3 separate regions of the Mus musculus genome follow, and all the other regions are linked to region 1. Evidence: chromatin loops called from intact Hi-C (ENCODE). Cell type or tissue: left cerebral cortex. All regions are shown on one strand.

Region 1 (8,000 bases):
CCACCTGGGCCAGGAGTTCTCTGTAGTGTGGATTTTCTTGCCATATGCTCCAGGGTCTGTGGAGTGTGTGTGTGTGTGTGTGTGTGTGTGTGTGTGTGTGTGTGTGTGTGAATGTATGTCTCTGTGTGAATGTGGGGCCAGAGAGCAATGGTTGATACCAGTTATCTCCTGGGGTGCCTCTCTACCTTATTTTTTGAGACAATGTCTTTCATTGAACCTAGAGCTCTACAAGCTGATGAGTCTGGGGGCCATGAGTGCCAGGGATCCACCGGCCTCCCCCGTGTGCAGGCCTCCAGGAGCAGAGGCTGAAAGGGAGCAGGGATGAGGCGTGCCCCAGAGAAGGAGGGGATAGGGAATCAAGACTCTTTTGTGAGTGAAGGTCATCCCTGAGGGTGGTAAGTCTGTCACAGCTCTAGCCCTCATGGAAGTTATCCTAGGAGAAAAGCAAGCAGCTAAAAAAAGAAATAAAGTAAGTTGGTACATAACTGTAATCCCAGTAGCCAGGAATAGAGAGAGCAGGTGCAGAAGTTCAAGGTTATCTTCGGCTACATAGCAAGTTCAAAGCCAGCCTGGGCTACGTAGGATTCTATCTCCAAAAATTAAAACAAAAAACCAACCAACCAAAAAACCCCAAACCTAACCCCCCCAAAACAACAAACAAACAGACAAACAAACAAAAACAACTCCCTAAGTTATGAAGGGTACTAAGAAGACAATGCTAGGATGTTGGGGAAGAAGGGGACAAAGAATCTGTTAGTGTTAAAGCCAGCTAGCACCAGGCAGGACAAAACAGAGGCAGGGCATGGGGAAGCACATTTTTTGTTTTGTTTTTCGAGACAAGGTTTCTCTGTGTAGTCCTGGCTGTCCTGGAACTCACTTTGTAGACCAGGCTGGCCCCAAACTCAGAAATCCGCCTGCCTCTGCCTCCCGAGTGCTGGGATTAAAGGCGTGTGCCACCATGCCCGGCTGGGGAAGCACATCTTAAATCTGGGGTACTCAGAACTGATGAGCCCTAAGATTGCCACGAGATGACTAGGATTATACAATACAGAATAGGAGGGAAGGCTGGTGTATCAGTTACTTTCTAGCACTGTGATCAAACATCATGACCAAAGCGATTTATGGAAAAGTTCATTTTGGCTTACAGTTCCAGAGAAAGTCTAAAATAGCAGGAAAGTTCAGACAGCAGACCACGGGAGCAGGAATCTGAGAGATCACATAATTAGCCACACACAGGAAGCAGACAGGTGGAGCTGGAGGTTGGAGGAGGCTCAAAACCAGGGGATCTCAGCCTTCCTAATGCTGTGGTGTCTCCCAACTGGAAAATTATTTTCATTGCTACTTCACAACTCTAAATTTGCTACTGTTATGAGCTGTAATGCACATATCTGTGTTTTCCCATGGTCTTAGGTGACCCCCATGAAAGAGTTGTTTGACCCCCAAAGGGATCAAGACCTGCAGGTTGAGAATCACTGCTCTAAACTCTCAAGGCCTGGCAGCAATGGCATGCTTCCTCCAACAATGGTCTCCCTCCAAAGGTCCCATAATTTCCCCCAAGTGTTCACACATGTAAGAGTATGGGGAGATAGTTCTCATTCAAGCCACCTGGGCGGGAGTGGCTCCCAAGAGCAGGGTAATACGGAAGAGGGGGCGGTGGTGATGCAGGGGTGCTCACCCTTCTCCTGACAGTGAGTTGCACACTGCCCCAAACAGCCTCATCACCAGTATGTCCTTGCCTTCTGCAGGCTCACAGGCCTCAGTGGGTCACCCAGTTGCCGCCATCTAACCTTTGGTTGTGTGTGTACAAATGTATTATAAGGGAGGGTGTCATGCCACCCTGCTTTTCACAATGAGCTTTGAGAACTGGGATTGGAAGATAACCCAATTCTAGATGCAAAACTGCCAGGCGAAAGCTATGAAAGTGACAAGACAGTTGTCACCAGCAGCTCACAGGAGCCCCTTCTCTGTTTCCATGCCACCGCTGCCCGCTCCTTGGAGGCAGGGAGCACTCTCAATGATTTTCTTGCCATGGGAGGGGAATGTTATAGTCTTCACTCTGCTTGCTTTTGCACCCATTGGTAGTGGTCACTTCCTGTGCCTGTTTATGTGACACAGGCCTGTCTCTAGTAAATCTCCTGACCCTTCCCCTTGTCTGGCTTTCTAATGCATTGTGACTTCCTTCCTCCATGGCTCCTAATTGTTGCTATTGTTTTCCTGTTTGGGGAAGTTGATCTTTGAGTCAGGCTGCGTCTCCAGTGTCTTTTATCTCTTTAGATGGGTATTTGCTGACCTGAGCCTCAGACTTAGTCAAATCTGTCAGTCTTTCCCATTCTGGCTTCTGGGTTTTATGTCATGCTTAGAAAGACTTTTTTCACACCAAGATTAAAAAAAAAATCACCCACGTTTTCTTCTATTACATTTTTAGATTCATTTCTGACATTTGAATTTTAATGCTTTGGGATTTTTTTTTTTTAAGTACAAGAGAGATTTAGCTTTATTTTCCCCGAATCTCTCCCTACACCACTTGTTAAACAATCCATCATTTCTCCCAGGTTTCTTGCCATCTTTACCAGCTATTAAACACTGATGTTCATGGACCAATTTCTGGCCCCTCCACTCTTTCTCGTTGATGAATCTGTTCACATTTCAAATACTTTTGTCAAGTTCTCTTTTTAAATTTTTTTAATCAAAAATTCAGTTTGGATTTTGATTGGCAGATTGACATCTTTGCATCTTCCTGCAGCTCTGGGTTGGTTGGACTCTTCACCATCTTCCCCCACTCTGTGCCTCTTCGTTGAGCTCCAAAGCTCTGCTCAAATGAGGCATTTCGCTGTCTTAGCTTGTTTTCTTTTTCTGGACACTTTTTAATTCTCTGCTGCTGGTGAGAACGAGCCCCTCCCTTCTCTACTGTCTTAGATTTTTATATTTTATGTAAAGCATTGCTTTTGATAGATTGTCTTTTATTTAAAGATTTGCTTTATTCTATGTGTATGAGTATTTGCCTGCTTGTATGTATGTTGCATGGTGTGTGTGTGCAGTGCCCACATTGGCCAGAAGAGGGCATTGGATCCTCTGGAACTGGAGTTACAGGTGATTATGAACCACCATGTAGGGGCTGAGAGCCAAATCTAGCTCCTCTGAAAGAACAGTCAAGTACTCTTAATCGCTGAGCTGTCTTTCCAGCCTCACATTGGTTTTCTTGTGGGTCTTGGGGATTAAACCCAGGTCCTCATGCTCACAGCAAGCACTTTAAGAATGTCCCTTCCAGCCACTGTTTTGGGCCCATCATGGTGGCCGTTGAAGCTGTTAGCCAATCGTAGCTGTCTCTATGCTCTGTAAAAACGAAGTGGCGTTGACGAGCTGTCCCTTGCTGTATTCCAAAGGTTTAGTTGGTAGCCACTTTTGCAATGGACAGGAGAGATGTTAGGCATGGTTGAGTGATGGAATGTTCTGGAAAGCATTGCTCTAGGCAGTTGTTTCTACCATCAGACAGCACACCCCTGCCTCCTCCTCCTTGGTCTGCTGCTCAGTTTTACCTATTTTCTTTGGGTTGGGGAAGGGGACTTTTCAATGATTAGAACACAGCCTTGCCACAGCTGAGGGGGATAGCGGGACCCTGCCCTTTCTTTCTGCCTTTCTTCAGCATTGAGGTGAACGGCCTCTTCTGCCACCAGCACCTGCTATGACAAGCTTGCCTCACCATAGGCACAAAGGCAATGGAGCCAGTGGATTGTAGACAGAAACCTATAAAAGCCATGAGCCTCGGGTACTTTGTCACAGAGATGGAGAGCTGACTAACACAGATGTCTGGTTAGTCATCTCAGCCACCAGCTACTCCAGCATCCAGGGCTCCAGATCATTGACTCACCCTTCCTGAGTGCCTGACCCCTGACCCAATGCCACTCAATCAACGTTTGCTATTTGAAGCCATCATTTAAAAAAACTAGAGTGGAGGGAAGTTGAGGCAGGGGACTGTGCACTTAGACAGCCATGCTTCAGTTCCTGAAGGTTTCAGATGTCCACAGAGCACCTTTGGATGCTGTGTTGCGTGGGATGTGGGCTCCTGCCTCATTTGTTTGTCCAGTCATTGTGACTGGCTCTTGCTTCTGGAGGCCCAGTAACTGCACTTTGAGGGGAGGAGGGCTGCCTCCTCTCTACACTGGCATTTGGTGCCAGCCTGTCACCATGGCAGCAGAGATTGGTGCTACCTACACCACGGGAGAGGGAAGCTGCTCTGAGTGGATTCTTCCTGATCCCCAAATCACTCTCTTCTTGTGACTCACAGCAGTTACAATTCCTTCATCTCCTGATACAATTTCCAGAAGCAAATCCCTCAGCTCTTTTGCCTAGACTCCTTGAATTAACATCAAAAACTATATTTGATTTGAATTTAACTGCCAAGGCTCTGAGTTTTGTTGAGGCTAATCCCCTGTCTGCTTGGTTTCCTGGAGCCACAGCAGAGGTTTGCCTGCAGTCACTCCTCACAGACCCCAGGGGCAGAGAGGAGCAGCTTGCTCTCCCAGCCAGGCTTCCTCTTCTTTCTCCAGTGCTCCGTGACAATTGTGACCCTGGCTGTGGTGGGCCTGAGGTGAGATGGGAGCATCCCAGGGGATTCAGAGGAGACTTGGGGTGACTGAGAATAAACGAGAGTGGAGCAGACCAGAGGGAGACCCAGCCGGTGCCAAGCAGAGCGCACATGAGGAACCAGTGAACCAAAAGGCAGCCACATAGCCCAGGTAGGACACGTCCCCACCCAGTGAGTTCTTAGGCAGCTGACCAGCTTGGTAGGATTAGATCCGAAATGCCAGGGAATCTCTCCTGATGGTTCTCAGCTAATGACACACAGATCATTGGGGGAATGCCATTAAAGGAGATATTTTTATCTCTAGACTCTCCCTCCTCCTCTTCTTCGTCTGCCTGCTGCAGGTTAACAGTTGCTCTTTCATGGAGACATACTACTTTGCTATATTTCTAAAAAGTGGGACAAATTAAATGGGAGCCAATACAAACCTTCCCTCCTTACAAGACTTCTCAGATATCTTCTCATACTGACAGAACACTGATTCATACACCAACCACTTACCCATCCACCCACCCAAGCATCCATCCATCTGCCCAACCATCCATCCATCTACTCATCCATCCATCTACTCATCCATCCATCTGTCCGTCCATTCATCTGTCCATCCATCCATTTTGTTTTATCAGTAGCACTTATTGAGAATTTACCACACTCTAGGTACTGGACACAGCAGACGAAACCCTCATCCTCATGGAATTTAGAGTTTAGTACTGCAATGAATGAAGCTGACAGAAAATGGGAGTGTGGAGTGAGCAGGGCTGTAGTCTGGTATAATGTGGCTGGGTGCTTCTCCACAGGTGCCGCTGCATGGTACAGAAGCAGATTGGGATCCTGTTGGTGGCCAGCTGAGACCTTACACTAGAGATGTCTGGGCCAGCGGGTACAAAGACCCTGAGGTGAGGGCATCCCAGCTTCCTTAGGAAAAAGGACCAGTGAGAGGTGAAGATGGGCAAGACCTGGACTTTCCTAGACATGGCCACATCTAGGCCCTCACGAATATGAGAGAGAAAGCATGGAAGGGCGTGGCACCAAGTTCTCCAGCATCTCAGCTCATTGACATCTCTGCAGCTCACTCACCCCTGACAGCTTTCTCGTGTTCCTTTTGCCTCTGTAAGGCCATCTGCTGGAGAGAGCCCTGGGCAGTTTGGGATGGCAGCATCATAACTGACATATGTCCCCACTGGCCACTCAACCCCATCAACCAGGGGACTTACTCTTCTGTGCCAAAGCCTTGGGGCATCTCTCAGGGGCATTGTCATGGAAATTCTAACAGGAAGCCCCTTTGTGAGCAAAGTGACTAGGTATGGGGAGTGCTTGAGGAATCTCTGTGTACATCAGCCTTGGGGTTAGGGAACCCTGGAGATGGGGAGACACAGAGGAATGGGAGGGGGGAGAGAGGGAGGGAAGGAGGGAGGGAGGGAGGGGGAGTGAACTGTGTTAAGTTGGTTATGTTGCTGGGCCAGGCAGGTCCCTCTGCTGTAGCTGTCTGTGCTTGTCACCTGGGGCACAGCATGGGGCTCTCCATGTCTCCCTTGCACAGCATGGGACTCTCCATGTCTTCATTGCTTCCAGATCTCCTACATGTGTCTTTGCCCTGTGGGTTAGAGGTAGGGGCATCCTGACAGCTTTTAGCCTGGTAGAGGACAGATAACATATAATAAATTCATATTATGGTGACAATGTCCTCTTAACCGTTAGACAATGAAGCTAGCTGTTCACAAGGACCTTGCCCAGCCTCCCCTATAGTACACACACACACACACACACACACACACACACACACACACGCCAACAATTAAGGGTGGGAAGATGGCTTAGTGGGTAAAGTGTCTCACAAGTTTGAGGATCTGACTTCCTATCCTCAGAAGCCATAAAAAAACCAGGATCATGGTAATCCCATCACTGAGCAGAGCAGTGTGTGTGTGTGTGTGTGTGTGTGTGTGTGTTTGTGTGTAGAGAAGGTAAATCGCTGGTGTGGTGGTTTGAATATGCTTGGTTTGAATAGTGGTCCAGGTCCACTATTAGAAGGTGAGGCTTTGTTGGAGTAAGTGTGTCACCACGGAGGTGGGCTTTGAGACCCTCCTCATAGCTGCCTGGAACACAATCTGTTCCTAGCTTCTTTTGGATGAAGATGTAGAACTCTCAGCTCCTCCAGTGCCATGCCTGCCTGGACACTGCCATGCTCCCGCTTTGATGATAATGGATTGAACCTCACAACCTGTAAGCCAGCCCTTTAAATGTTGTCCCTTATAAGAGCTGTCTTTGTCATGGTGTCTGTTCACAGCAATGGAAACCCTAAGACACACACACACACACACACACACACACACACACACAAACACATACACGAAGGCCTAAGGACCTAGTCATTATGAAGGGTTGGAAGAGTGGAAGAGGGAGGGGGATGTAGTGGGGTCTAAGGGAAGACCTCCATGTTGGGAAAGAAGATCCTGGTGTCTAGAAGGGGAACTTCCATTGGCCTTGCTTCTAAGCTGACCTCCAGACTCCTGTTGACATTGACCACCAACTTCTGTTTTTGGTCCCCCCTCCTTCCTGACTTCCTCCTCCCCTCCGCTCCTCCTCTTTCCCCTCTTTCTCGTCCCTTCCCCCATCTCTCTATGAGACAGTCTGAGCAGAAGACACCCTGTCTGAGGAGCTTCCACTTAGAGCATGTCACTCTCGGTGTCTCTGCTCAGCAATGCGCTGTCTTGTGTTCTGTTCCATGATGGTGGCCCGAGCTGCTCACTCACTAATTCTGTCTGCTCTGGCTTCTGGAATGTTCTGTGCTTCCTGGCTCTACTCATTTCCGTTCTTTCACTCGACTCTGCCTCTTGGGAGTGGGGGAGTGCTTCTTGCATTTAATTTTGCTGGCTTATCTTTACATCATTTTTAAACGGACATATGCTGCGAAGCTGAACATCCAGAATAGAACGATAGCTATCTGTTGCTTTCTGTGTAGACAGACCTCCCTTCCCTGTGTTGCCGTCACACCTCCTTCTTAGCCTACATCACTCATTCCCACAGGATTGCGTGGCTGGAGCGGAAGGCTTTGCATTTTGAGGTCTGTGGGGCCCTAGAGCTGACTGTGTTCTGGCCTATCTAGGAGCTCCTGCCCTTTAGCACTGTGGGAACCTGGGCTTCCGCTGGGTTACCTCCATGGCCTCCTGGAATTTTAAAAGGACTCTAAGTTTACTTTGACTTCCGTCTTTAGTTATGCCCAGTCAGGCTAGGTCTTAAGGACTAACCTTTCTGGGCACTGGCTGAGTCCCTCTTGCTCAGCACATGACCTGGATTTCCCACTGCCTCTATGCCTCTGCAGTACAGCCTTCTGCCTTTCTCCCTGGAGTATGGCCTGTTGGAGGTACTGGGCCAGAGCACCCACTCTGCTCTTTTCCTTCCTCATCCTCTCCCTCTTCCC
Region 2 (8,000 bases), 200 kb after region 1:
CTAATCAGCAATTGCTAAGGCACAGCTTCCACATGGAAACCTGTTCCTTCCATTGCCTCCGGCTTTCACCCAATAAATACCCTAATCCCCCTTGAATGACGCTGTTCCTTGTCTTCACACACCCCCACTCATCCACCCTACCTGACCTCTGCCCAGAAAAGACCTCTTTTCCAAAAATTGTTGACACATAGTCTCTTGCTCCTCATGATTTCTGCAGGGTGGCTGACCCATGCTGCACATAGCCCCAAACGAGGTTGATTGCTTCCTTTGTGTGATTAGAACTCAAAGAGCAAGAAATGATGGTAAAGATCCATAGAGATGGGGAGAACTAAGAAAAGGGGGGGGGAAGGGTTTTCTGCCTTCGACGAGGGGCAAGGGTTGTGTGAGTACAGGAGAGAGCAGAGCCCATTGGCATTAGGTTGTTTCCATAGCAGCAAGAGTTAAGGCACTCCAATGAAAGATGGGGAAAGTGAGCATGAAGGGTAGTCAGGAGCTCACAAGTCCTCCAATGGTAAGAAATTTAGCGGTTTTATGTGGGCATAGTATACATTATTTTTTTTTTTTTTTTAGTTTTAGTGAATCATATGAGTGTCTTAGTTACCCTTCTACTGCTGTGATAAGACACCATGACCATGGCAACTTATAGAAGGAGCGTTTATTAGGTGTTGGCTTATAGTTTTAAAGGATGAGTCCATGGTAGGGCACATAGGAGCAAGCAGGCAGATGTGAGATGTGGCACTGGAGTAGCTGACACATCTCCAAAAAGCCACACCTCCCAATCCCTTTCAAACAGTTCCACCAACTGGGAACCAAGCATTCAAGTACATGAATCTATAGGAGACATTCTCATACAAAACAAAACAAAACAAAACAACCCACATACGAGTTAGGGTTGTAAAGACTCGTTTTTATATCTATGGAGCCTCTGCTCTGAGCCTGGCACCTCACTCACCCTGAGAAACTCGGGGTATAAAACTAATAGAGAAGCATGCTCCGAGGGATAAGCCAACAGCCACAGAGCTAGGGAGGGGCGGGCTGAAGCTTGGCCTGAAATCCTGCATGTCCCAGAATTCCCAGATAATAAGGAGATATCTTACACAACAAGTGGGCCAGCAGCCCCCACCCAGGAGCTGGATCCCATCTGTCTGGTCCCCATTACTCTTCAGGCCATGAGTAGTATGTGGGTGTGTAAGGGCAGGTCTAGCCATCTGAACCTTGTTGTGTGAATGGCCAGCCTGGTCCTAATGGCCTGTGTGCTGACCCCACCCAACCTGCAGTGAGCTCCCTCCCCTCATCTCCTCCCACACCTGCCATCAGCCTGGAAATGATTGCTGTAATTACAGCCTTGTCTTCCCAAGGTCTTGTTTGCAGAAGACCATTCTCTCCAGGGAACAGGGAATAGCTACAGTACCCTCCCTTCTTATGCTCCAAGGCCACCAGGAGGTGCACTGCCGGGCTTGGGAAAGGTTCTCGGGAAGGTAAAGGGCACGTTTGAAAGTTCAAAACATGCAGAGGGTCAGAAACTGCAGGGTTAGCTAGTGACTGATGCCCCTGGAGACTGCAATATCAGCATTTTCAGCACGGCTGGGTGGACAGCTCCACACCTCTCCCCTCCCCCATCCCCAGGCTGCGCCCTGCTCCCAGCCTGGGCTGAGGCTGGCTCAAGAGAAGGAGCTAGATACTCCATCAAGACCAATCCAAGATAGAGACTACCCCAGCCAGGGTACAATCTATCCCCTGGTGATCCCGGATCTGTCCACCTGTCACAAAGCAGAATTTCCCTCAGGATAGAGACCTGCCCTCATATTTTCTTTAGCCAGCTGCTGCAGCCTCTCTACATCCCACCCAGCCCCTCCCCCTCCCCCAGTTCAGTCTTCCCTTTTAAGGCATTAAGTACAGAGATATTAAAAGGGATTGTTCGGGCCGGTTAATTAGCTTGGAAGAGGCCTCTGCAGTGGCCTGGGTCACAGACGTCCACCTCTCTTTATTAGCTGAATTGATGGAGACAGCAGGGCCCAGATGGGAATAAATTGAATCCGATGGAGAAGAGGCTTTTGCACGCGCTATTAACAGGAAAAAAGAGTGGGCCTCACACCTCACTCCCCTCTACACTCTCCTACCACCGCACGCTTGCAGATGTCTACTCAGGGGCGTTCCTCCGAATGAACATCAGGTCCTAAGAGATTCCCAGGGACCCATGCCACAGGGCAGCAGGAAACATCAGCCCAAGGGACGAGGAGTGCCTCAATCAGCCAGTGCTCAGGGTCCGACTCCAGTTAAGGCACCAGACAACCTGAAGTCCAGGGACACAGCACCTGTTCCCTGAGCACACCATCAGTTCCTTTGTGTCTTCTCAGCATCATGCTCTGGAAAACTCTGTCCCCACAATTGGGGCTCTCAGGTGGCAAAAGACTTGTCCATGTTGCAGAGCCAGGAAGGGCCAAGCAAGACACTTACCAGCAGCCACTGTCCATGCTGTGGGCTATAGGTGATGGATTGCCCCTCATGCAGCAGCCTGTTGGGTGGTCACTGCTGCCATACAAGCTGCAAGAAGAAAACGGCTCACAGTAGCTCTGAAACTTGACTGGAATCCTCAGCAGGTGAGGCAGCTAGCAGGACACAATATCTGAGTCCATCATTTTAGCTCCGGACAAGGCCTGAACTGGTCGGAGTGAGCCAGAATTAGTCTAGGATGGAGCTCAGCATAGTAAGTCACACCCACAGATGGCAGGCACTCACCCCAACTCTTCTGCAGCCACATTCACTCCTTTCGGGTTCCTGTCTCAGTACTGCCTCCTGGTCACTCAATTCTATATCCTCTTCAGAGGTACCCTTGAGGTCGAATCCCTGTTGACTCAATCCTCATCTCCCTTGGGGACAGTCTTGTTCACAGACCATTGGCCTCTGGCTGCAGGAGACCCTGATTGACTGTAAGCCAGCCTGTGTGGCAGGGACCCTTGTCACAATCTAAATACTGAACACATTATAGACCTTCATGTTCCTTTGAAAAGGAGAACCTACTTGTCACTACTCACTGGGTCACTAGGTGGGACCCTGAGGAGCAAAGGTGTGCTCCCCGAAGGAAATGGTGTCCCCGAGGCCACAGCTACCAGCTGCCACCCAGAATCTGCCTTCTTCCTTCTCAGCCCTGGGGACAGAATGCAGGAACTGTCAGTTAAGAGAGTGGGAGATAGCCAGCATAACTTCCCAGACCCTGGAAAGGTACAATGCATTCTGGAAATCTCTGACCCACAGCAGAGGATCCAGAAGTGCTAAGAGCCCCACCTCCCCCTAGCATCCATTGTACCTCTGTTCTTATCTCCATCCCTGAGCCTCTAGACCTGTGCCCTTTTACACACGGTCTCCTGCTCTGCTTTCCCCTGGTTTATCACAGTGAATCTGTACTGAGCTCACAAGATTCAGTTCTGCCTACCTACAGATAGTCCACCACTTCTTCCTGAATGTGGGCTCTAACTTCCAGGGCTGGGACTTAAAATGCTGGACTCATAGCCTCCTGATTCCTCCAGTGCAGATGGAACATGGCTGATCCTGGAGGTGTGGAACAGGGGTCCTTGTGTGGGGATTCTTGCCTTATGAACCTCATGAGAACTAATGGTTCTCCATGATTCTTTGCCAGGTGCAGGCATGTATGAATAATAAGTGACCTCCAAGTATGACCTGGGTGAATATCAACTTGAATTCTTGCTTTTCTCCATTCCCCACTTCCCTGGAGACCTCAAAGGATAACCTCTCCTGGGTCCCCAACTCCTCAGTCACAGATGTGCAAAAATCCAGGAGATTCTGGGGGGAGTCAATGCAGTGGGGAGTAGCCCCTTGGCTTCTAGTACTTTCCAACTCCAGCTGGTACCCCTGCTGGTAAGAGAAAGCCATCCTGTCATTCAGGCATTCCAAGCTCTCTCCAGAGCAGCATCTGCACTGAAAGGTGCAGGGGAGCCTGGTGGGTGTCAGCCAGTGGGGTTCCTCTCCCACATAGCATGAGCTTGGAGCTCATACAGGGCCTGGCTCTTAAGAGAAGCATTTTCTTGGAGTGTTTATTGACTGCCTGCAAACCAGCCACAGAGCCTACGCCCACCTTGCGCACGGAGTCAGTCATGTGCCTTTAGCTGACATGCTAGCTTTCTTCTGGCAGAGGGCAGCTGAGCAGCCGGGGCAGAGGAGGCCTAGATCTAGATTGGTGGGCAGCCCTACCCTTGGACAGCTCCCCACCTCCCTCCAGATCCTGATTTCCTCAGCCATAGGTGAATTTTGCATGGCTTGGTTGAGCCAGAGAAATGGCATTTGCACAGCTCTGCTGTGAGCCAAGCGCACAGGCACATGGATGGAGCCCACCAGTGCCTCTCCTGGACTGCAGGGGCCACTGAGCTGGAGGATGCCCTTCCTCATCCTGCTCCAGGATTCTGGTCTCCCTGGACTGCAGCCTGCTCAGATCAAGCCAGCAAGGACATCAGCTCATCCAAACAGTCCCCTTTCCAGCATACAGGGGTGAAATGGGGAGTGGGGTGGCAAAGTCCAGTTGACCACTTCTACATCCATAACCCTGGGACTCACTCCAACCCTGACTGTGTAACCCTCTATAAGGCCCTCATGGTGGCGCTATGCTTCCCTGGGACAAAAGAAACCCTGGAGGCAACTCATGTGCCTGCCCCCCAGAGAATGCAGATGTGCTGGGCAATTCAGACAAAGGGGCTACTTGCTTCGGCAGTGATTAATGTGTAGGTACGCACGGCAGCGGGAACTCGTGGCAGAGACAATGCCCCTGACAGAATCAAGTCACACAAGAATACACAGGTCCGATTCCATTTGCATGATGCTTTTTAAGAAAAGCAGCAAGCCCAAACAGTTTGGGGGAGGGGGCTGGGGAGGTGGTTGGGGAGGCAGCTGCTTGTCACCAGGACTGGCCAGCAAAATGGCGTGGTAGTGTAGGATATGGAACATGGAGTTGGGGGAGCAGTGGGAGTCTGACATGTCCTCTCGTTTCAGATTCTCTTAATTCTTTCTCAACCCAAAAAAACATATGGCTCAAGCTTTAGAGTTGGTCAAATATTTGACAATAAAACTTTTTTTTAAGTAAGACGGGAATTGAATGCTGGGGGTCGGTTTTAGGAGAATTAATAGAAGGGAGAGAGTTGGGGAGAGATAGAGCCCGAGACCTGGGAAGGCACGCACATGCCCCCTTGCTCCCACACTCATCTCCTCAAATGTGTTCACACACTCTCAGATGATACTCACATACCCAAATACTTGCACTCACACACAAAGGCCACCACAGCCCCAGCAGGTCCTCTGACTGCTTCATCTCCTCAGCCTGCTCCAGACATGCATCGCTGTTTCAAGGTGTTGTCCCTGCTTGCTCTTAGCCCTTCTTGACCCAACAAAGCCACTAGTAGCACCTCTAGCCCTTGTACCAGGGGAGCCTCCGGTACCCCCACCTGCACCAGCTGCAGTGCATCTGTCTTCTCAGGGCCACCTGCCTCACTGACTGTCCCCGCTGCCCCCCAGCTTGGCCTGTGTGAAGCTTCTGAACCATCTTCCTTTTCCTGTGTGAAACTTCATCACTGACACTGGGCAGCAGCCCACGCAGCCCTGTCCAGGGTTCTCCCCACTCGTCACCCCCAGCAATACTTAAAAAATGCCAATGATAGACAAGGTTTCCACATTGTTCTAGTTCCCTTTCTGTTGTTGTGATAAAATACTGGTCAAAGCAACTTGGGGAAGAAAACTTTTATTTCAGCTCACAACTCCCATGGCACAGTTTACACCGAAGGAAGGAACCAAAGCAGGCACCATAAAGAGACTTGGCTTGCTGACTGGCTTAACAACTCATAATCAGTTAGCTTTCTTAGGCAGCCCAGGCCCACCTGCTTAGGGATGGTGCTGCCTAAAGTGGGCTGGGCCCTCCCTCATCAATCATCAATAAAGACATTTTCTCATAGATATGGCCAGAGACCAATCTGATCTAGGCAGTTTTTCAGTTGAGGTTCTCTCTCCGCTGGTGACTTGATGTTGTATGAAGTTGATAATAAAAACTGACCGTCCCTCCTATCCAGGCCATGCTGCTGAGCGTATGCGATCCATGGGCCATGAGCCTACACGAGCAGGCTGCAACCTTCCATGCTGCTCAGTATTATAAGCCCCATAGGAAAGAGAAGCCCCCAGAATTTGGGGTCAGGGACAACAAAGTCTTGGTCAGAGATTCAGGGTATCTGTATTATCGACATAGGCACAGCCATTCCAAAGACCAATGCCTCATACCTATGGAGTGGCAAAGCCTTTCTCAGGTCAGGCTCGGAAGGGTAAAGCCTTCTTCTGGTCCAAGTATGATAGTTTATAAATGATTCATCAGTGTGTGCAAAAGCAAGCCACTGCAGCTTCCTCTTCCAGATGCTTACAGCCTGACAATGCTCACCTCTCGAGACAACCTAAGTAGCTAACAGTACTTGGTGCAGCCCCATCAGAGGACACACCATCTACCTGACCCCAGCTTTTCTGTGCCTGTTGTTTCTTTAGTACCTGTCCTTTCTATGTTCCTCACAACCTCAAGTTTCTAGATCTAAGCCATGTGGGGTGGGGGTGGGGGCAGTACCCACCCCCTTATCTCTAGCCTCATCTAGTCTCAGAGCCCTGATCAGGGATAAATTAGGGGTGCCATCCAGGATGACTCTGGACCCAGTTTCCATCTGACCATGGCTGTGGGAGAGGCAAGAGAAAGCTCACCTGGCTGTGTCCACCCGTGCACTCCAAGGACCAGGAGAAATAGGATCCCAGTGTTTCAAGCTGCCTTAGCCAAAGCTTTGTGTCACACTTACATACACGGGTTAACCCTCTACCCATAGGGTGTCTGGAGGAGGGGTCCTTTGTATGGGTAGACAGAGCCTGTGGTAGAAAGTAAGCTAGACACTTTGGGACTAGCACAGGAGGATACAGCAAGATGTGGGTGTAAAGCTGGGACACAAGTCCTCACCCAGACTAGAACCCCCTGGCTCCTTGACCCTGGGTTTCCAGCCTCCCAATGCGGTGTGTTTGTTATGCAGACTGAGCTGACAGAGACAGAAAAGTCCAGGACATTGGGCAGCTCACAGATCATTGGATAACATTATGTGGCTCATACTTTATGTGTGAGAGAAACACACACACACACACACACACACACACACACACACACAGAGTAAATGATCTGAGTGTATAATCCCTGATGTAACACTTTCAAATGTCACCTAGAGAAGCACCCAAGCCTCAGTTTCCCCATCTGTTAAAAGAGATACCAACAGTTTCTGCCCCACAGCTTGGAAGGGAGGAGGGCGTAAGTAGGTCTGTATGACGTGTCTGATTGGCAGCTGGCGCTGAGCAATGTTCAGCCATGTTAGATATAAATAGGGATGGCAGATTCATAGGAATTGAGAGTTGGTAGTTGTGAGTATATCTCAGACCTATGGGTGTTTGCTGATTGCCCTATTGTTGGGAACCATGAATGCCTGGGTAAGAATGCTGTGTTTGGGCAGCAAGTCACAGAGAAGGGACATCCAAGGTGGTGGGCTCAGGATGGGAACCTCAACCCTGACAGAGAGCTGTATACCTTGGCCCAGCTCAGAAAAGTGAACCTGGTGGACTAGCCTGGCCCAAGAGTCTGTCCTGGACTCCTGCTGAAATCAGGCAGAGGTGCACCCCATTAACTGTACGCATAAAGCAGAATGCAAACCCTTGCCAGACCCTGCTGCTCCCGGACCCTGGAGCAGCTACCAGCCTGGTGACCATGGCAGCACTGGTGACCATGGCAGCCAGAAGGGTGAGCATCACACCAGGACTTCCTGTGAGCCATTCCAGGGCACAGGTGGTCTTGGGAGGAGCTAGGGAGGAGCAGATATTTCTAAACCTGCGAGTAATTTACTATGTTTATTAAGTAGTTATTGTAGGTTAAATAACCAACCCCAGCTTATTAAAAATCCTCTGGGATGATAATCGCTCGCGCGTTTGTTCGCGCT
Region 3 (8,000 bases), 300 kb after region 1:
AGTACAGCCAGCTTCATCAGACCACACAGACAGTAAACTGTATCTCAGAGAGCCTGTGAGAAGAACCAAGTTCTAGGTACCTGATTGTAACTGGGAACACAGTCTGCCCTGGAACATTGGGGAGCTGGCCAGGAGGGCATCCCAGGAGGGCAAGAGCAAGAGCTTTAGAAGGCAGAGTAGGCACAGGGCCAGGGCAATAACAGCAGGGCAGCACTGACATGGCAGCAGAGCCCACGTGCCAAGGGCTTAGCCCACAGCTGTCCACTCTAGGGCCACCTACCTGGAGACAGCTGCTCTGGCAGTCCCTTGCAAAGCAGCTGGGCAACTGGTGAACATGGGAAGGCATGGACTGGGGCATCCTGGGTATCCTTACCATCTCCAGCTGTTGCCTTCTTGTTTCTCATTCTTTTCCCCAGACACCAGAATCCTCTATAACTGAACAGCACAATGCCTCTAGAAGCTGTGGTGGAACCACCTAGCCTCCTTGGACACAGCCCCAAGCTGCACCAACACTTACCCTATCTTGGTGACATAGTCTTTTCCATCCTGCCTGTGCTTCTTAAGCCTCAGGTCTCTATCCTATCTGCCAAGATGGACCTGAAATCTGAGCTGACCCAAGAGAGAAGCCAGGTCAGACTCTGATCTCTCCAATGGACAGGAGCACCCTGCCCATGGATCCCAGGAACTGCAGGAGAGGCCATACAGAGGGAACCTGGTCAGGCTGGAGAGGAGGCTGTCACCCGTGGGGAAGGCCAAAGCCTCCAGGCTTGCCAGCCTGCCTGCTAGGCTCCAATCACCTCTAAGGCCCTGGCCAACTGCTGCAGGGCGGGTGGGCAGGCAGCTGACAGCCTGGCCAGGTCAGCTGTCCGTCCAGCCCTGAGCCAACAATGGGGCCATTATCCAGACCGAGGGCAGGCGGGTTGCTGAAGAGGATGTCTGGGCTATCCAGGCTGTATGCCAAGGCCGGCACGCGCCCTAGCTGCCCGGAGGCAGGGGGCTGCCCAGTTTTGCCCAACCTAAGAGAGGAGGTCCCTTGCTCCGCTTGCCCCAAGATAGCAGATTGGGCTGACCCTACAAACTACTTAGCCCTGGCCTCCCTGTTTGTGAGAGTGTACTGGGTGATCTCACTCTCCAGGACAGGGTCTAGAGGAGAGAAGAGATCAGGGGCAGCAGCCAGTGAGCATAGTAGTTTCTGCAGATAAAACTGCCAAGCCTGTCTTCTGTAGGAGGTTGTCATAGAAGGGGCTACATAAGGCAGCCTCCATTCCCATAAAGGCCCTTCCTCTAACCCCCGATCACCACCACCCTCAAAGACCAGGCAGTTTGACAGTATAAGAGTAGCTGGCACTTAGCTGTCCATACCTGGATGACAAAACATGGTTTGCAGGTGCCCAATAGCTATAATTGGGTCAGGTATAGGCAGGGGTTCCAGGGGTTACTTCTTTCACCTCTAACTCTGTCACACATAAAAGAGGCTAGAGCTCTAGGCAAAGGACAGTTGGGGCTGTGAGGACCAGCTAGCTGTAGCCCGCTCCAGCACTGACCTTCCCCACACAGTGGATCACTCAGGCCAATACTCACCTCTTGGGACTGAGAATTCAGAGGCTAGCAGTTCTACAGGAGGGAGCATCTGATTGGAGGTTACTTGGAGACTCTCTGCTATGGCCCCACTGTTTCCCACTCATAGAACATGTTTCCTAGGACAGCCCTGGGCTACACTACTGTGGCCTCCTCTGCCATGGATGGAACCTAACTGCTCCCAGAGGAAGAGCTGCCCAGGGTGGGTACTAGGAGTAAAACACATTAAGAGTGACTTCCATGTGCATCTGGGTAGCCTGTTGGCCACTAGGAGCTAATATGCCATCAGCCTGGGGCTAGTAGCTAGATAGCACTGATCAGGTCTGTGTCTTGACTCAGCCCCTGATGGCAGGTCTCCTTTAGAACCAGCAAGAAGGAAGCAGTGCTCCCAGGAGACACAGATGTCTGCTCAGCACTACGAGAGTACATGGGTGCCACAGGGGCACATCTACTCCACAGAAGGCAGACAGCCTGGGCCCCTCCATTTCCTACTTACAATTAGCAGGGAGAGAAAACAGAAATGGGTCCCACCTAGTGCTTGGAACAAGACATTAGTTGAGAAGTTGAATGGAAAGACCAAGATCAAAGCCCTGCAACTCTTCCCGACACTGTCAGAACCTATGCCCCAAAGGCTAGGTCCTTGGAGCAATGCTGCATGAAACACTGCATGGCAAGCAGAGGGTTGCATGCTTGACCTGTATGTGGCCCACAGTGTGGAACTCACAGACCCAGAGCAGGCCACAGCTTGGCACTGTGGTCAGGATGAGCCTGGTGGCAGCTGAGCAAAAGACACAAAGGAAATGCACATGACTCAGCCCATTCCCAGAACCTTAGCCACAAAGGGTCAGCCAGGGCATCCCTGGAGTAGGCAGAGCCTGGGAGGGGCTCTGGAGATGGTGATGTTGGTGGTGTGTCCTCCAGTGAGCCTTCACCATGGGCTCCATTATGGGTGCCTCTGAGGACACAGGGTCTCTAGCAGGGCTGGGTGCAGAGGAAAAAAGGGCAAGCTGGAGGCATCCAAGGTCAAGGGCCTGTGTTGGCAGGCAGGGCTGCTTGTCCCCAGGCAGCCAGGCTGCAGCAGCACAGACTCTGATAGCAGCAGAGACAGCTGTAAATGAAGGCCACTGGCACATTGGAAGTGCAGAGTAAGCCAGTTGGAGGCTTCACTCGTGCTCCAGGCTTTAGATGTGCTGAGCAGAGCTGTGCTCACCCCTCAGAACATCATCTGGAGACACTGTGATTAATACCCTGGGAGCATACACCCTTGGGAGGCCAGATATCTCTGCCTGGACAGATGGGGCAGCACAGGCTGAAGAGTAAGGCCTTCAAGGCTTGTGAACATGGTCTGGCAGGACAATGGGCACCGCAGCCACACCTGTTCCAAAGGGTCACAGCAGCAAGAGGGCAAGAGAGAATGGTGGTCCTGGGTCATAACTGGAAGACCACTACCCCATCCTACCCCGACCCCAGTCCCATCTTCCACCCTCTCCAAGCCTCTGGCCAACTCACAGGGAGGCTTGGGCTCATGCAAGTCCAGGAAAGGAAAGAGGCTCAGGGGAGGCTGGCTGATCAAGGTAGACCTCCTCAATGGTTGGGCCCCATCAGGCCCCTGAGTAGATGAGTGCAGCCTCAGGTGCCGCCTGAGGTCCTTCCTTTCCTCAGCCCTGTCATGCCTTTTCTCAGCTGTACAATGCCACAGCATGGCTCTCTGGCCCCAAACTAGTGCTTCATATGCACATTAGGTGGTTTCCAGAGGTTTCCAGAAACAAGGGGTTAATTGCCAACATTGAACACTCTCTCATACATTAAAAAACCCCACAGATAATCTAGATTATCCTGAAAAAAAAAAAAGAAACAATAAGCAAACAAGCAAAAATGCCCTAGCAAAAGAGGCTATATTCTACCTGGCACACTTACCAGGGGACCTGCTGGACCTCAGCCCTGGAGTGTAAGTGGACAGGGTCACTGTCCTGGGGTCCCTTCCTTCCCTGAAGTATAAGTGGACAGGGTCACTGTCCTGGGGCCCCTTCCTTCCCTGGAGCAAGTACTGGGCAGGAGTCCAGAGCCCATTTTTGTAGAGCTACCTGGGCCATCTTACAGGACCAAACAAGGCCTGCAACTGCAAACTCAGGCCAGAAATGGCTCTTTGGAGGCTGTAGGGGGAGCTACTCACAGGGCTGGGTCTCTGGAGGCCCAGGAGGATGCTGGGAAGGGCATTCCAGAGAGAAGGCCTCTATTTGGGGGAGGGTCATGTTGGCAGGCAGGGCTCTGGAGAAGAAGGGGGAGGTAGGGGCACCCCAGCCAGCCTTGAGCAGCTGAAGTTGGCAGGTCTTAAATTAATCGCTACAATTTTACACAACAACACGTTTGGCAGGGCCTGGCCTAGGGCCAGGCAAGTCTCTGGAGCTCCCTAGATGCTTTTTAAAGCCCTGGAAGTCCCAGGCCTGGGAAAGATGGGAGGGGCCTGCCCAGCCTGCCTGCCCTAGGTCAGGCAGTGGCCTGGGGTCCCCAGAGTACAGGTTCCAACAAGCAGTGCTGAGAGCTGGGGAGGAGGTGGGGTGGCGAGCACCCCTGCATGCAGTTAGTCAGTCAGCAGAGCCAGGCCCAGAAGCCTCAGGGGTGGGAGGAGCCTGGATAAAAACAAGAGGGCTCAGGAGGCCACTCCAAAGCCCAGATGCAGGAGGTGGCCTGCAGCCCACAAGCAGCGGACTAGTACTGGCTTGAATGGAGGACCACAGAAAGTTGCCCATCTGTCAGGGCCATGACCTGGGGAAATACGAGCTGTGGGAATCTTGTTGCCTGGTGGTAGATTAAGCCCCAGGCCCAGCAGTGGGAGCTTCAGGCATTTCCAAGCCTGGCCAGCAGGTAGAGGGGATTCCACCCTACTCCCAGAGACAATCTAAGGTACTACATGGAGGCCATCATAGCAGCCTGTAATGCAGTCCTGGGGACCAGTAACAGAAAGGACAGCAAGGGAAGAGGCTCCCCCAGTCACTGAAGCACAGCCTGGGCCTCAGAGCCCTGCTAGGTTCCAGTTCTCCTCCAAGGACCCTCTAAAGAGGGGAGGGAGGGAGGAAGCAAGGGCCCTGGAGTCATGTGTTATGACTGCTCTGTGCCTCAGTTTCTCAATCTGTGAAACAGATGCTGGGATTGTTGTGAGGCTTCTGGTGAGTCAATCACAAGAACACTGGGCATATGCTCACAGCAAAGGAGCTTGTCAGGCCCTGGAGAAGTACTGAACAGAGGGCTTAGAGAGGCTCACACAGCCAGAGAGAACGAGCTGACAAAACTTCAGAAACACCTCATTTGCACAACACTGGCAACAAAAGATGATGGATAAGACAGGAACACCAGTTGAACTGTTTGATGAGATCCCACAACTGGGACAGGTGGATCGGTGAGAAGGTTCAGATGGCAGGGGCCCCAGGACACAATTATATCCATGCCCTGGGTGGCACAGCACGTACCCAGCTCAACCACAGAGCTCCAAACAAAATGTCAGTCCAACTGTCTACCCTCCCTCACACACATCTGATTCCTTACCCCAGAAAGGCCGCATCCACTCAAGAGCTGCACTTGGTCCAGATGCAGCCAGAGATGCAAGGAGCCTGTCACAGGCAAGGTGCTGGTGGGCACAAACAGAGGCCCTTGGCCTGAGGAGGCCACTGGCTAGGGCAAAGGGTCACTCAGACCACTTCCTCAGCTGGACTGTCTAGTGGCTGTCCATACACAATCTCAAGGCAGCAGAGGGGACTCCACTCCTATCTGCCCACCCACCAGCATGAGTATGGGCAAGATGGGAGTAGGAGAGAGGACTGGGAGAGGGCTGGGAACTCAACCTCCTCCACAGGGTCACCCACAACGCAGCCTCTGCTCATGGACCGTCTCCAAGGTTCCACCCGCCAGGACTCCGTTTCCTCTCTGTGGGAGCACTGCCAATCCAGACTCCGGGGAACAGGTATGCTCTGAGCTCACCAGTCAAAGCCTGGAACCAAAGGGGCCCCTGGGGCCCAGGAGGCAGCCAGGCGAGACAGGACTGGAGAGACCCGTTCTCCTAGCTTCACTTGGGCCTATCTGCCACCCCCATAGTCCACAGGACAACAAAAGGGGGCACTCCCAACCCGGAAGCCCATCTCTAGCTGGGAGATAGGTATTAGAGAACCCCAAGACAAAGTCTCTAGGTTTCCCACACCCTACCTTCCATAATCCCTCTCAACACACATCTAACTGACTTCACTCAGCGGCTCCCCAGGCTCATGGGCCTCCTTGAGGCACACCAGTTACAGAAGAGGCTATACTGGAGCTCCAGGGCACACCTATACCACCTAGGAGTCACAACAAACAAGTCAGGGCTCCAAGTGCAGTGGAGGCATGGTATGAGCTGCTCAACCTCCACTGATCAGGTGCCTGGCTCTACAACATTTGAGTCCACAGGATTCCTTGTTTACTGAGCCCCTCAATTACCAGCTCAGGCCCCAGGGCCTCAAGACCACCAACAGCACCCTAGCCTAGGATGGTGACCAGAGAACAGGCAAGGTTGGGATGTGATTCCCACAGCTGAGAAGAGGCCAGGGCTTCCTGGCCTTCCCTGGGCCCAGTCTCACCCACGGGCTCATGAGCAGGCAGGCCAGAGGGAGGAGGGCTGTGTCAGCAAGAGATCTCAGCTGTTATTTCATCTCCTGACCCTCCTGGTCCTTTGGGTACCCAGGCAACTCTACCTTCCAGTGTTACTGGAGGCTTCTTCCACCCAGGTGGGGCCCCACCTACTGCCCTTCCAGTGACAGGCTGATCCACAGCCTCTGGAAGCCCTCTCCGTCCTAAAAAGGAAGAGTCTAGAGACCAGACAGGCCAGTACATAGAGCCAGGGTCACCCCAAGGCCTGAGCCGGGCCCTCTGTCACTCAAGTCACCAGCTCCCTGGGCACCCAGGAAGGCATGGTGTGATAGGGGAGGGCTCTCCCCTTGCCCTGCCCTTGGCCTCGGCATTGCTTTGCTGCATGGTGGGTGGGAGTGGGGCTGGCTGAGGCATAATGCTGCTTCAGCAGACACCAGATCTCCCAGGGCTGAAAGAAGGGCCGAATGGGGAGGGGGGTTGCATAGTCCTGCCCAGTCCAACATCGACACCAGCTCCCCACCCCCAGCATCTAGACACACCCAAGCCTCTAGGACCCAGGCTTCTTTCTGAACAGTGGCCCTGAAACCCTGTGCAGCAGAACAAAGCCAATCACAGGAAAGGGGGAAGCCCCGACTCCTCACAAGCCCCATCTACCCATGGGTCCTCAGACAAACAAAGGACTGGGGAAAACTTCCCATGGGAAGCCCAGAAAGAAGGGAGCCTTTCAGAGGCACCCAGACATCTGAGTCCTTCAAGGTCACTGGACATGCACCCACCCACCTCATGCAGACCCAGTCTCCCTGTCAGAGAAAACCTGGTTTCTCTTTCTTGGATGGAACCTGAACACACACAAACACACCATCCAGGGGTGGCCCTTCCAAGCCCACACAGGCCTGACCTTGCGGATGCGGCCGCTGCGAGTGCCAGCAAAAACCACGGTGCGGCCTTGGTAGTCATAGGCAGCCACAGCAGTCAGGCCATCTTCCTTGTCGACAAAAAGGGGTGTGCCCTCGATGGTGACCGTGCCACCCAGTGGCTGGTTGAAATCCTGCCCGCAGAAGTCGTCATCAATCTGCAGGGGCTGTAAGCAGTGGTAAGGTTAAGTACTTAGCAGCTTCAAGGACCTTCGCCTACAACAGGGACAAGGCTGGGGAAGGCAGGCCTGGGCTGGGGGCTGGGGGCTTTATGACACCCAGACCTAAATAAGGCCTACAAAATTCTGGAGAAGAAACAGAGTCTGTGGCAGCCCAGGTCCAATGAATGCCCAAAGTGGGAGAAAGGCCCAGAGAGGGTGACTTGAAGGAAGGGCAAGTGAGCCACAGGACCCACAACTAGGCCAGCCCCTCAAGAAGTTGTCATGTTGGACAAAGAAAGAAATGGCCTCGAGCTGGGAGGCAGCCAATGGAAGTCTTCCTTCTGCAGATCTTACATTTGTACCTTGCAAAACAAAAGCTGTGTTTAAGGCAGGAGGGAGTGGGTACAAGCAGAAGGCACAGAGAAGAGAGAGGAACTTGCTGTGCGTGCAGGAGGCGATCAATACCTCAAGGTTCCGGAGATGGCTTTGAGTGGAGGCACCAGGAGGGGGCGGGGGGAGGCAGGACAGCAGTTTGGGGAGAAGGAAGAGGACAGCTGGTCCTCCTCTGGGGACTGAGGTTTATTGGGGTAGAGGCTACAAACATGGATGCAGAGGGAGGCCAGTCTGGCCGGGAATCCCTGGAAATAATCAAGGAGTAATGGGCAGGTCTGAGACCAGGGGCAGGGAATCAAGGGACACGTGGGGACACAATGCCTTTCCTGAGAAGCCAAGA

The links. Peaks named below come from ENCODE experiments on the same cell type or tissue, not always from the same donor. Only the 100,000 strongest peaks of a DNase experiment are listed, where the experiment ranks them.
Region 2: it touches region 1 in a loop (2.1-fold over the local background); 3 of 42 quality-filtered maps call a loop at or near these places.
Region 3: a loop joins it to region 1, with 2.1 times the contacts of the local background. A loop is called at or near these places in 4 of 42 quality-filtered maps.

The regions. Positions count from the first base shown.
Region 1 is chr6:89,043,633-89,051,632 of GRCm38, forward strand. No RefSeq gene overlaps it. Among named protein-coding and RNA genes, the nearest start is that of Gm36639, 24 kb to the left of the region's middle. In left cerebral cortex, CTCF peaks have their summits at 3,055 (motif pointing right) and 4,476; DNase peaks (open chromatin) are centred at 2,249, 3,007, 4,210, 5,064 and 1 more place; H3K27ac peaks cover 1,189 bases.
Region 2 is chr6:89,240,953-89,248,952 of GRCm38, forward strand. No RefSeq gene overlaps it. Among named protein-coding and RNA genes, the nearest start is that of Gm36735, 29 kb to the right of the region's middle. RefSeq lists an enhancer at 393-2,967. In left cerebral cortex, a CTCF peak has its summit at 4,602; a DNase peak (open chromatin) is centred at 4,059.
Region 3 is chr6:89,347,766-89,355,765 of GRCm38, forward strand. Plxna1 (plexin A1) reads right to left here. Exons shown (of 32, transcript NM_008881.2): 3 at 7,091-7,273. Among named protein-coding and RNA genes, the nearest start is that of Gm40415, 9.6 kb to the right of the region's middle. In left cerebral cortex, CTCF peaks have their summits at 3,728 and 4,426; DNase peaks (open chromatin) are centred at 900 and 4,010; H3K27ac peaks cover 666 bases.